Linked DNA regions of Homo sapiens: region 1 is linked to region 2. Evidence: chromatin contacts called from ENCODE Hi-C or POLR2A ChIA-PET data. All regions are on one chromosome and are shown on one strand. Each heading gives the region's core, a stretch centred on a gene start or an enhancer-like site at or near the end of the contact. The rest is flanking DNA. Distances are from core to core; before and after follow the strand shown. Region 1 has its middle 35 kb from the start of CDRT4. Region 2 has its middle 57 kb from the start of TEKT3.

Region 1 (4,712 bases), core at 346-2,845, 33 kb after region 2:
GAACCTATGGACAGGGCAAAGTAAGGTGCAGGACGCCCCAGTACCTCCAGGATTAAGGAAAAACTAGACCTGGATTTTGAGTTATGCAGATACACTGAGATCCATGTTGAAGGGTGAGCCGGCCCTCACCAGGGAACAGAAATCACATTTAGGTTGTGATTTAGGCCACCACCCTCCGCCCGCCATCCACCACCCCATCCAGAGTAGCCACTTATGGTAGCAATTGTAATTTACTCTGTTTAGCTTCTGATATCCCCAATCCGTCACAGCAGACATGGTTGGCTGTGGCGAACCTAGCAGAGCTGTGCTTTGGGAAGCTGCAGGGGGACCGAATAGCTATGGTGGGGAAGGGCAGAACAGCAGTGGCCTGGGATCCTGCAGCAGCTGCTTCAGGGAGGAGATGGGTGGCCGGAGGGGACCAGTGGCCATTAGGGTGGTTTTGTGGAATACGCAAGCATTTCTTAGAGCTTCCCAGAAAGTAGGCGGAAACTCCCCTTTGTCCTCAGGCTGGAGCTCCTACTCCTAATACCTGAGTATTAAAGAACATATGCTCCCCCTAAGTTTGACAGGGTCAGCGTCACTTGTCAATTACACTTCAAGAAAACCTAAGTTACTTGCAACAAGCATCATTTAATTTTGATTAATTTAAATTTGATTAATTTAAAGGATAATCAATGAAGCTCAAAAGGTAGAGAAGAAGGGAAAGGAGGGAGGGAGGCAATGGGAAGAAAGAAAGTTGAAGAAAGGAAAGGAAGGAAAGAAGAGTAAAAGACAGAGTGAGGAGTACTATGGCTATAACCAAAGAGGTTGGAAGGAGATAGAACGAGGGCAAGGTCACGGTTGAAATGCACCCCACACCGCAGTCTACAGAGAGGCCCCCGGAAATCTGGCCACGCCAGTAGGGAGCAGGGGCTGTCTGCCACAGTCAAGAAATGAGAGGCAGAGCTAGTCCTTTTGCTCTGGAGAACTAGAAATGTGAGGTGGGGTCCAGCAGGCCAGGAGCCAGATGCTGAAGGCTTAGACCTGGCACCTGCCCCAGGTCTGGAGAGGACATTGAGGAAGGCTTGAGGTCTCCTTTGTAGCTGCCCAGCTCAGCCCTCTAGGATAGAGAGGCAGTCAGGGAATAAGAGTCCTGGAACAAACAGTGTACACATGTTTGACACTTCCTCTGTGCTGTCACTATACAGGGCTACAGACAGAGATGCCCTAACCTAAAGCCTGACTGAACCAGGGGTCGCTCCATGGCGCTACAGAAACAGACCTGGATGTAGGGGCTGAATATAACCCGAAAGCAGCTTTGCAAAGTTTTAAAAACCTACGCAGCCACTCACATTCAACTTGGCCAAAAATTCGCCATGACCTCACTCCTTTTTATGAGCAGCTGTCCTGATACTAATCCTGCCTCTTTCCATAATCCCTCTTTCATGAGACTGAGAGAACAACACGTCATGAGCCTAAAGCAAATACACTCACAGAGCCCTGCACTTCGTAACTCGCATCACCACTGCAATGCGATCATGCGCTTGTCTAATGCTCCACTGCCAGAACGTAAGCTTGATTGCGTCTCCTGTGTCCACGGCTGGGGCCCTGGCACAGGCAGCACTGGGTGCATATTTGTTGGATGCCTGTTGGCATGCTGCAAACATGGGAACAAGGAGCAAGCTGGGTCTGGGAAATTACGTCCCTTCTGATGAAGGCTAAAGAAAAGGAAATCTACTTGGAATTCCATCAGATAGGTATGGATTGGTCATTTAAAAGAATAGAATCACTATATGTTAAGTTTTTTGAACTTGTGCCTCCCGTCCCTTCTCTCTCTCTAATATCCCGTAAGGAAGGGTACATGAAAGGAACTTACTGAAGAGTTCACTCAAATCATACTCTTGGGTCTAGACGGAACCTTCATAACCTTCATAGCAGAGCTGCCTACTCAGTGCTTCAAACTTTACAAAAAGCCAAGTGGTTTTTCCAGCCTGTGGATATGATGAAAGAAACCACCTCTTCCCAGTGCACTTTAGATTGGGTGCTAAGCCTTGTTCTCACAAATCACTTGCTCAATAAATACTTGAGCACCGACTCTGTGCCAGGCCGTTGCAGGGCTCTGGAAATATAACGGCAAACACAGCTGACCTCACCCAGGTCTCATGGGACCTCCAGCCTCACCATCCTACCTCTGCTGGTCCAGGGACACACGGTAAACTGGCCACATGAAGAGGGGTCTCCAACGGGGCTGCTTCACAGTAGAGGAGCCATGGCTGAAACTGGGGTCAGCAGCTACTGGACAAACACATCTGCTCTACTTGAGAACACCAGCAGGGTTGTCATGGGTAACACCAATGAAGAGGAGATCTGAATTTAGGGGAAGCTGCCTGCACTTGGAATTGAGAGGCCCAAGTTCCAATCTCGAAAGGGCTCTCCTCCTTCCATAATTATCTAATCAACTAGGGAGCATAGGCCTAAGCCTATGGGAGCTTAAACAAGCTCCAAAATGCAAAAATGTGAGCAAGAGACCTTGGCACATTGAAGGCCACCTTTCTTCCTTCCACAAGTTAGAACTTCTGGAACTAACTTTGCTCTCCATAAAAACCCTCCCCATTGGCAGACACACAGAAACAACCCCAAGGGTCAGGTTTTTAACTTGCCTGAAATCCTGTGGCCTCTCACATCCCTTTGTCTACCAAAAATAATGGAATGCTCCAGGTGGCTGACCAATTGAATCTAGAAAGGAAGTGAATTGATACCATGAGCTTTGCTGGGCCCCCAGCAATAGAAGCTTCCTAGAAAGGCCATAGATGGGGTTGGAATTTCCATTGGCCCTGGAATATAGGGCCTGGGAGAAAAGACAAGGTCTCAGCACCAAGTCCAAGGTCTTTTCCATGCCATCTGCTGCCCTGAGCAGTGTGCTAACAAGAGTGGGCACCTGTATATTCTGGCCTGCCCCATAAAGAAATCAGATAATTGTCAGGCTCAAGGCAGAGAATATGGGGTGGCTTCAAGCCCCACCTAACATGAGGTATTCCTTCATCTCCATCTGGCCCTGCCCAGCATGCCCCCATGTTCCCACACACATGCTCAGAGCTGGGGACAGGCCCAGCCTAGCCATGCCTTACAGATCTAGGACACTGTTGTGGGGTTTGCAAGCACCACAGTAGCTGGCTGAAGCCTTGGGTTCCTGGTGAGAGACAGAGGGAAGGTGATGTGGGGATGTGTAGTGAAAGAAGAAGACAGAGGTTTTCCTGATTGCTTGACAAACATAAGCCCAGCCCTTAGCTTCAGCCCAGGCTCTGACAACATCAGATCACAATAAACCTCAGGTTGTGTTTACTCCCCTTCCCTGGCTCTACCTCCCCTGGTTTCTCAATCTGTCTACTCTTATCTGGCACTGATAATGTGTGGGCTCTGAAAATGTGCCCTTTGGTCTAAAAGTGTGGGGATTCCAAAAAGCCTCCAAGAATGAATGACTCAATCAAGGCTGAAAAGAGCCACATTGTCCAGATGTGTACATCTGCTTGGACCCAGCTCGCAAAGCACTTTAACCATCTTTTCACAACCGCTGTCCACATGGAGTGAGGCTGCAGGGCCGGCATTCCTACTCCTAGATTCTCATCTTCCTGGATGCATCGTCAGTCCCTGGTTGGGATTCCACCACCGAGAGCTGCGCTGCTCCATGTGACTCCTCCACTGCCTCTGAAGACCCCCTTTAGGACCCAAGGATCAAAATCCCTACCTCAGGGTGCCCGTCTTGTTTTCCCTGTCCTAAAAAAAAAAAAAAAAAAAAAGACTAAGGGACTGGTCATACTGCTCTGGTCTCATTCCAAAGTGGCTCTTACACTTGCTGTTGATAAACTCGATAACTGCTCCTTGTTTAGGTCTCACCCGACCTCTATTCCAGTTAGAGGGCTCCTGGGCCACCCCCAAATATCTGGCTTGCCCACATCTGCACTGCGCCTTTGTTTATGCAGTTACCTCCTTGAACACTTTCCTGCAGCTTTTTTTTTTTTTTTTTTTTTTTTTGACACAGTTTCGGTCTTGTTGCCCAGGCTCTAGAGTGCAATGGCGCGATCTTGGCTCACTGCAACCTCCACCTCCCGGGTTCAAGTGATTCTCCTGCCTCAGCCTGCTGAGTAGCTGGGATTACAGGCACCCAACACCATGCCTGGCTAATTTTTTCTGTATTTTAGTAGAGACGGTGTTTCACCATGTTGGCCAGGCTGGTGTCAAACTCCTCACCTCAGGTGATTCATCCATCTCAGCCTCCCAAAATGCTGGGATTACAGGTGTGAGCCACCGTGCCCAGCCTCCTGCAGCCTCTTATCTGTCATGCAGACTAATCTCCTTTAAGACATGCTCCCAGGCCACTGCTAAAAAGGCTGCAGAATGTGGAACTATTTGATGTCCTAATAGCCCCTGCCAACATGAAAATGACCAGCAGGCTCAGTCATGTTGCCGAGGTTAAACTTCAACTGTTTAAACGCCAACCGTGGAATTTGCAAATGGGTAAATACCATACTCTGTACAAGGAGCCAAAGAATCTGCTCAAAGCAGCTGCTCAATGTGTGTCAGACGGGGCCTTAGTTACAGAGCAACACAGACGGACTAACAAAATACATATTCTGATGTTTCATGAACCTACTACGTCAGGGAGACTAATTGAAACAGCTCTCCTGCCAAGCAGACAATTCCATATGCAGAGGAGATAAATAAAAAGAGGCTGC
Region 2 (4,308 bases), core at 1,080-3,579:
TAAGGGCTGAACATCAAGGGCGGGTTTGAGCAGAAGCCTCCTGACCAGATGTCAGGAGGCCATGGAGAGGGTTGCATTTCACAAGGTTGGTGTCTATCTCCCTACTGACTCCAGGACCGTAACCAAAGCAAAGGTTCTTCAGCCAAGAGGAGAGCAGGTTGCTCATGAAGAATGTGGATGAGAACACGGACTTAAAAAGTCAATGGAAAATGGAATGACAATGTGAAGGTACTTAGAGCCTTTTGAAATGTACCCTTAAAAATGACTGGGTAGGCCGGGCATGGTGGCTCACACCTGTTATCCCAGCACTTTGGGAGGCCGAGGAGGGTGGATCACAAGGTCAGGAGATCGAGGGCATCCTGGCTAACACAGTGAAACCCCATCTCTACTAAAAATACAAAAAAAAATTAGCCAGGTGTGGTGGCAGGCGCCTATAGTCCCAGCTACTTGGGAGGCTAAGGCAGGAGAATGGCGTGAACCCGGGAGGCGGAGCTTGCAGTGAGCCAAGATCGCGCCACTGCACTCCAGCCTGGGTGACAGAGCAAGACTCCGTCTCAAAAAAAAAAAAAAAAAAAAAGAAAGAAAGAAAAAAAAGAAAAAATGACTAGGTAAATTTTATAATAAATTGTATGTTGTGGGTGTTTTACCACAATTAAAAAAAAAAAGTCAGGAGAAGAAAAGTGACAAATTCACACCTAGATCAAACTGGCCCAGTGTGATTTCCAATGTTATAAGAGGGAAGGCTATCTGGTTTCATCCTTTAGACTCTAGGCAAAAAGAAGCAACTTTGGTACAAGACTGGACACCATGTCCTGGAACTGGAATAAAGAAGGATGAAAAAAATTGGTCAATAGCATTCTCTGCCCACCTACTGAGCTCACGCAATTAGCTCTGTGATGCAGGCCACTCTGAGTCCAGCTTCCCTGGTAAGTCAAAGGTTGTTCCATCACGGATTTTGCCATGATAATGAAAAACAACAACTGGGGCCAGACGCAGTGGCTCACTCCTGTAATCCCAGCACTCTGGGAGACCGAGGTGGATGGATCACGTGAAGTCAGGAGTTCTAGACCAGCCTGGCAACATGTTGAAACCCCGACTCCACTAAAAATACAAAAATTACCCAGGCATGGTGGCGGGCGCCTGTAATCCCAGCTTGGTCAGGAGACTGAGGCAGGAGAATTGCTTGAACCCGGGAGATGGAGGTTGCAGTTAGCTGAGATTGCACCACTGCATTCCAGCCTGGACAACACAGTGAGACCCTGTCTCAAAAAAAAAAAAAAAAGAAAAAAGAAAAAAGAAAAAGAAAACAAAAAGAAAGAAAGAAAAAAGAAAAAAACTGGGTTTCTTATGCACTTAATACCTGCCAAAAGGTGCTCTGGTAAGCCTTGTGCTGACTCGGGCTGAGGGACTCAGGGTCAGCGTTAGAGAGGAGACAGTCGGGCCTGAAGGAAGGGTGGGAGAGGATAGGGCAGAGAGGATCTAGGGGAGGCTGCAGACCTAATAACTGGGGTGGGGGAAGGGTGACGCCCTGCCTTTCTGGACAGGCTCTGCCCCTCTGAATGTGAGGGAACAGCACATTCAGTTCTCTGTGGTTGGTTGAAGACTGATAACAGATCAAGAAGTCTCTTAAGACCGTATGTATTTTCTGTTTAAATTCAAGTTCATTTTTTGGCAAGGATTCCTTCAATAATTCAAAGAACTGAGATTTTGCTTTCATAAATCTAGTGTTCTGACCTGCCAAAAATATTTGCATTTATGAAGAGCAGCAGTGTCCTTGGAGAGCAAATGAGCAGAGTCACGGGAATGGGCAAGCACTTGCCATGGCCAGGCGAAGGGTTTGCCAGTGTGCTTGCTCTCACCACCACCCCACCCCTGTCCTAGCCCTTCGTTGCCATATCCCTTGGTTATAGTCAAAGGCTTTTTCCTGGGGTCCCTGCTACCAGCTTCTCCAGACCCCAATCTACACATTCAGGTGCAGAAACGTCTTCATCAAAGGCTGCTTCAGTCTTTTGCTTTCTTGCTTCGGAACCCAGCAGAGATCTTCAATCCCCCGTCTGAGCCTCATCACTGTCCTCAGATCCCAGTTCACCTTCATCTCTCATTCCTGTCACCTCTCACTGTCTCCATTAGCACCAGCCAAGCCCATCTCATTAACAACCACCGCAGACAACTGGTCTTTTCTGGCATCTGTGCTTTGTCATGAGTCACTTCCCCCATTATAAAACCTCCTCCCTCTTCATCAATTCAGGGCCACCATCTCCTGCAGGACTCAGCTCACCGCCACTGGGAAATGTTCCAAAACAGCCATTTGAGAATTGGTTCATTGTGCCCGGTGTCGCTCAGCCCAGAGACCTTCAGTTTCACCATCTCCAGAAGGAAAAATAATGTCTGGTTTCCTATCAGCACGGGGTACAGGCAGTGTCCTGGCTGTGCAGATGGAGGAGGAAATGGTGGGGGGGGGTCTCTAACATTTTCTTAAACAGTTTTTCAAGGCATGTTCCCTTTTTTTGACCTCTGCTTCTAAGGGCACATGGTGCTGCCATTCCTGGGCCATTAGAGGGTTCTGTGGTCTAAATTGGACCTGCTTTTTGTCTTTCTTCACTCATGGTTAGCAAGGAGCTTTCTACATCTGCTAAATCAGTTGCTATTTGTCCATGTGCTTTATACCTTCCAAAAAGCTGCTGCAACTGACTCCACCCTCCTTTTCTGTATCCTCGCAGCTTTCTGCCTTTTTGTTCCTTAACCCCTCTCTGTAATGTTGATAGAGTTCCACAAACATGTGGCCAAGCTGCCTCTTTAACTGGGAATCCCAAGTGACCGTCTGCTCTTTGCTGCCATGTTCTCTCTCCCCTGAATGTACCTCCCCTCCCCGGCTGTATAATAGACTCCTGGTCACTGTGCCTGCCACTACAGAGTGCAGCTCTCTAGACACACACAGAGATGGCTTTTAACGGATGTCTCAGCAGCCTCTGTTGACTGTGAGCCATTCCAGGGCCACGTGAGTCACTGAGCTTCCTCCAGTGTCTTGTTCTGTCTGCCAGGGCTGGCCAAAGCCCTGGGGAGAGAAACTGGTGTCCCTTCACTCTTTCCCACTTGGCAAGTTATGAAGTACATTCATTGAGCTACGTCCTCTGTCGTGTCACACGTTTCCCATTGGGTCTGTGTTGGGATATGGAGGTACGGTGTCAATCAGACAAACGCAGCCCTCAGCCTGATGTTCTTATTTCCCCCAGAGAAAACAGAAGATGCTTGGGGTTAAGACACTCAGTAAGAAGAGCTTCATACCCCTGGGCCTACACTGACTGATGACACCCTGGTATCGGATCTATTTCTGAACATTAGGGAGAACTGCCGAGGTCCAGCTCTGTTCTGAGCTCCTGCCCTTCCCCATGCACACATCCGGTATACACTGTGCTCTAATCCGCCAGGTGCCCCAGAGACAGGCAAGGAAGAACTGACCCAGGTTGGCGGGTTATTCCTTCCTTCTACCTATATTGTTGGAGTTATGGGCCTTGATTGGTGGAGAGTTTGGGCCTTGATTCAAATAACCAGAACTGGCCAGACTTCCTGGCTCATGCCTGTAATCCCAGCACTTTGGGAGGCTGAGACGGGTGGATCAGTTGAGCCCAGGAGTTCGACACCAGCCTGGGCAACATGGTAGAACCTCATCTCTACTAAGACACAAAAATTAGCCAAGCGTAGCGGTATGCACCTGTAATCCCAGCTACTCAGGAGGCTGAGGCATGAGAATTGCTTGAACCCGGGAGGTGAAGGTTGCAGTGAGCCAAGATCCTGCCACTGCACTCACTCTAGCCTGGGCAACAGAGTGAGACTTGTTCTCAATACTACTACTACTACTAATAAATAAATAAATAAATAAATAAATAAATAAATAACCTGAACTGAGACCCCAGATTTAATCAGATCCATTAGAGGGAGGGCAGCATCCCAAAATTCGGACCCAAGAAAGCAGGAACAGGGTGACTGTGGTCTCACATTGGAGTGCATGATCAATTTGCTCATTTCTTAAGTATGCATTGAGTCCCTTCTCTATGCAAACTCTGTGGTTAGATGCTGGGGGTTCAAGAAAAGCAAGTAGCCTTGGCCCTGTACTACAGGAGATTAGAAGCTATAGAAGATGCAACCAGGTAAATGGGTATCCTCTGTGTGGCAAGTGTTATGCCAGGGTGCTAGAGACAAGTACCAGGAGACTTCAAACTGTTCGTGGAAAAAATGGAATTAAAACATAAATGTTAAAAATGTAATCTTTATTTCTCAACATAACCTCCATCAAGTTCAACACACTTT

The links. Hi-C counts contacts between places; a loop is a spot of excess contacts on that map. ChIA-PET counts read pairs that join two places held with the same protein, here RNA polymerase II (POLR2A). Pooled maps may share reads with other maps.
Region 1: a loop to region 2 is called in a map of sigmoid colon, with 3 times the contacts of the local background. The contact joins two enhancer-like sites. A Hi-C loop is called at or near these places in 5 of 168 maps with a recorded cell type or tissue (IMR-90, Right ventricle myocardium inferior, endothelial cell of hepatic sinusoid and 2 more) and 6 of 50 pooled maps. POLR2A ChIA-PET finds 5 or more read pairs at or near these places in 4 of 52 experiments (AG04450, Panc1, WTC11 and 1 more).

The regions. Positions count from the first base shown.
Region 1 is chr17:15,429,916-15,434,627 of GRCh38, forward strand. No RefSeq gene overlaps it. Among named protein-coding and RNA genes, the nearest start is that of CDRT4, 35 kb to the right of the region's middle. Within about 2 kb of position 1,596, at least 10 of the 41 ENCODE cell types and tissues checked have a DNase peak (open chromatin) inside an H3K27ac peak, as active enhancers do.
Region 2 is chr17:15,396,257-15,400,564 of GRCh38, forward strand. No RefSeq gene overlaps it. Among named protein-coding and RNA genes, the nearest start is that of TEKT3, 57 kb to the left of the region's middle. Within about 2 kb of position 2,330, at least 9 of the 41 ENCODE cell types and tissues checked have a DNase peak (open chromatin) inside an H3K27ac peak, as active enhancers do.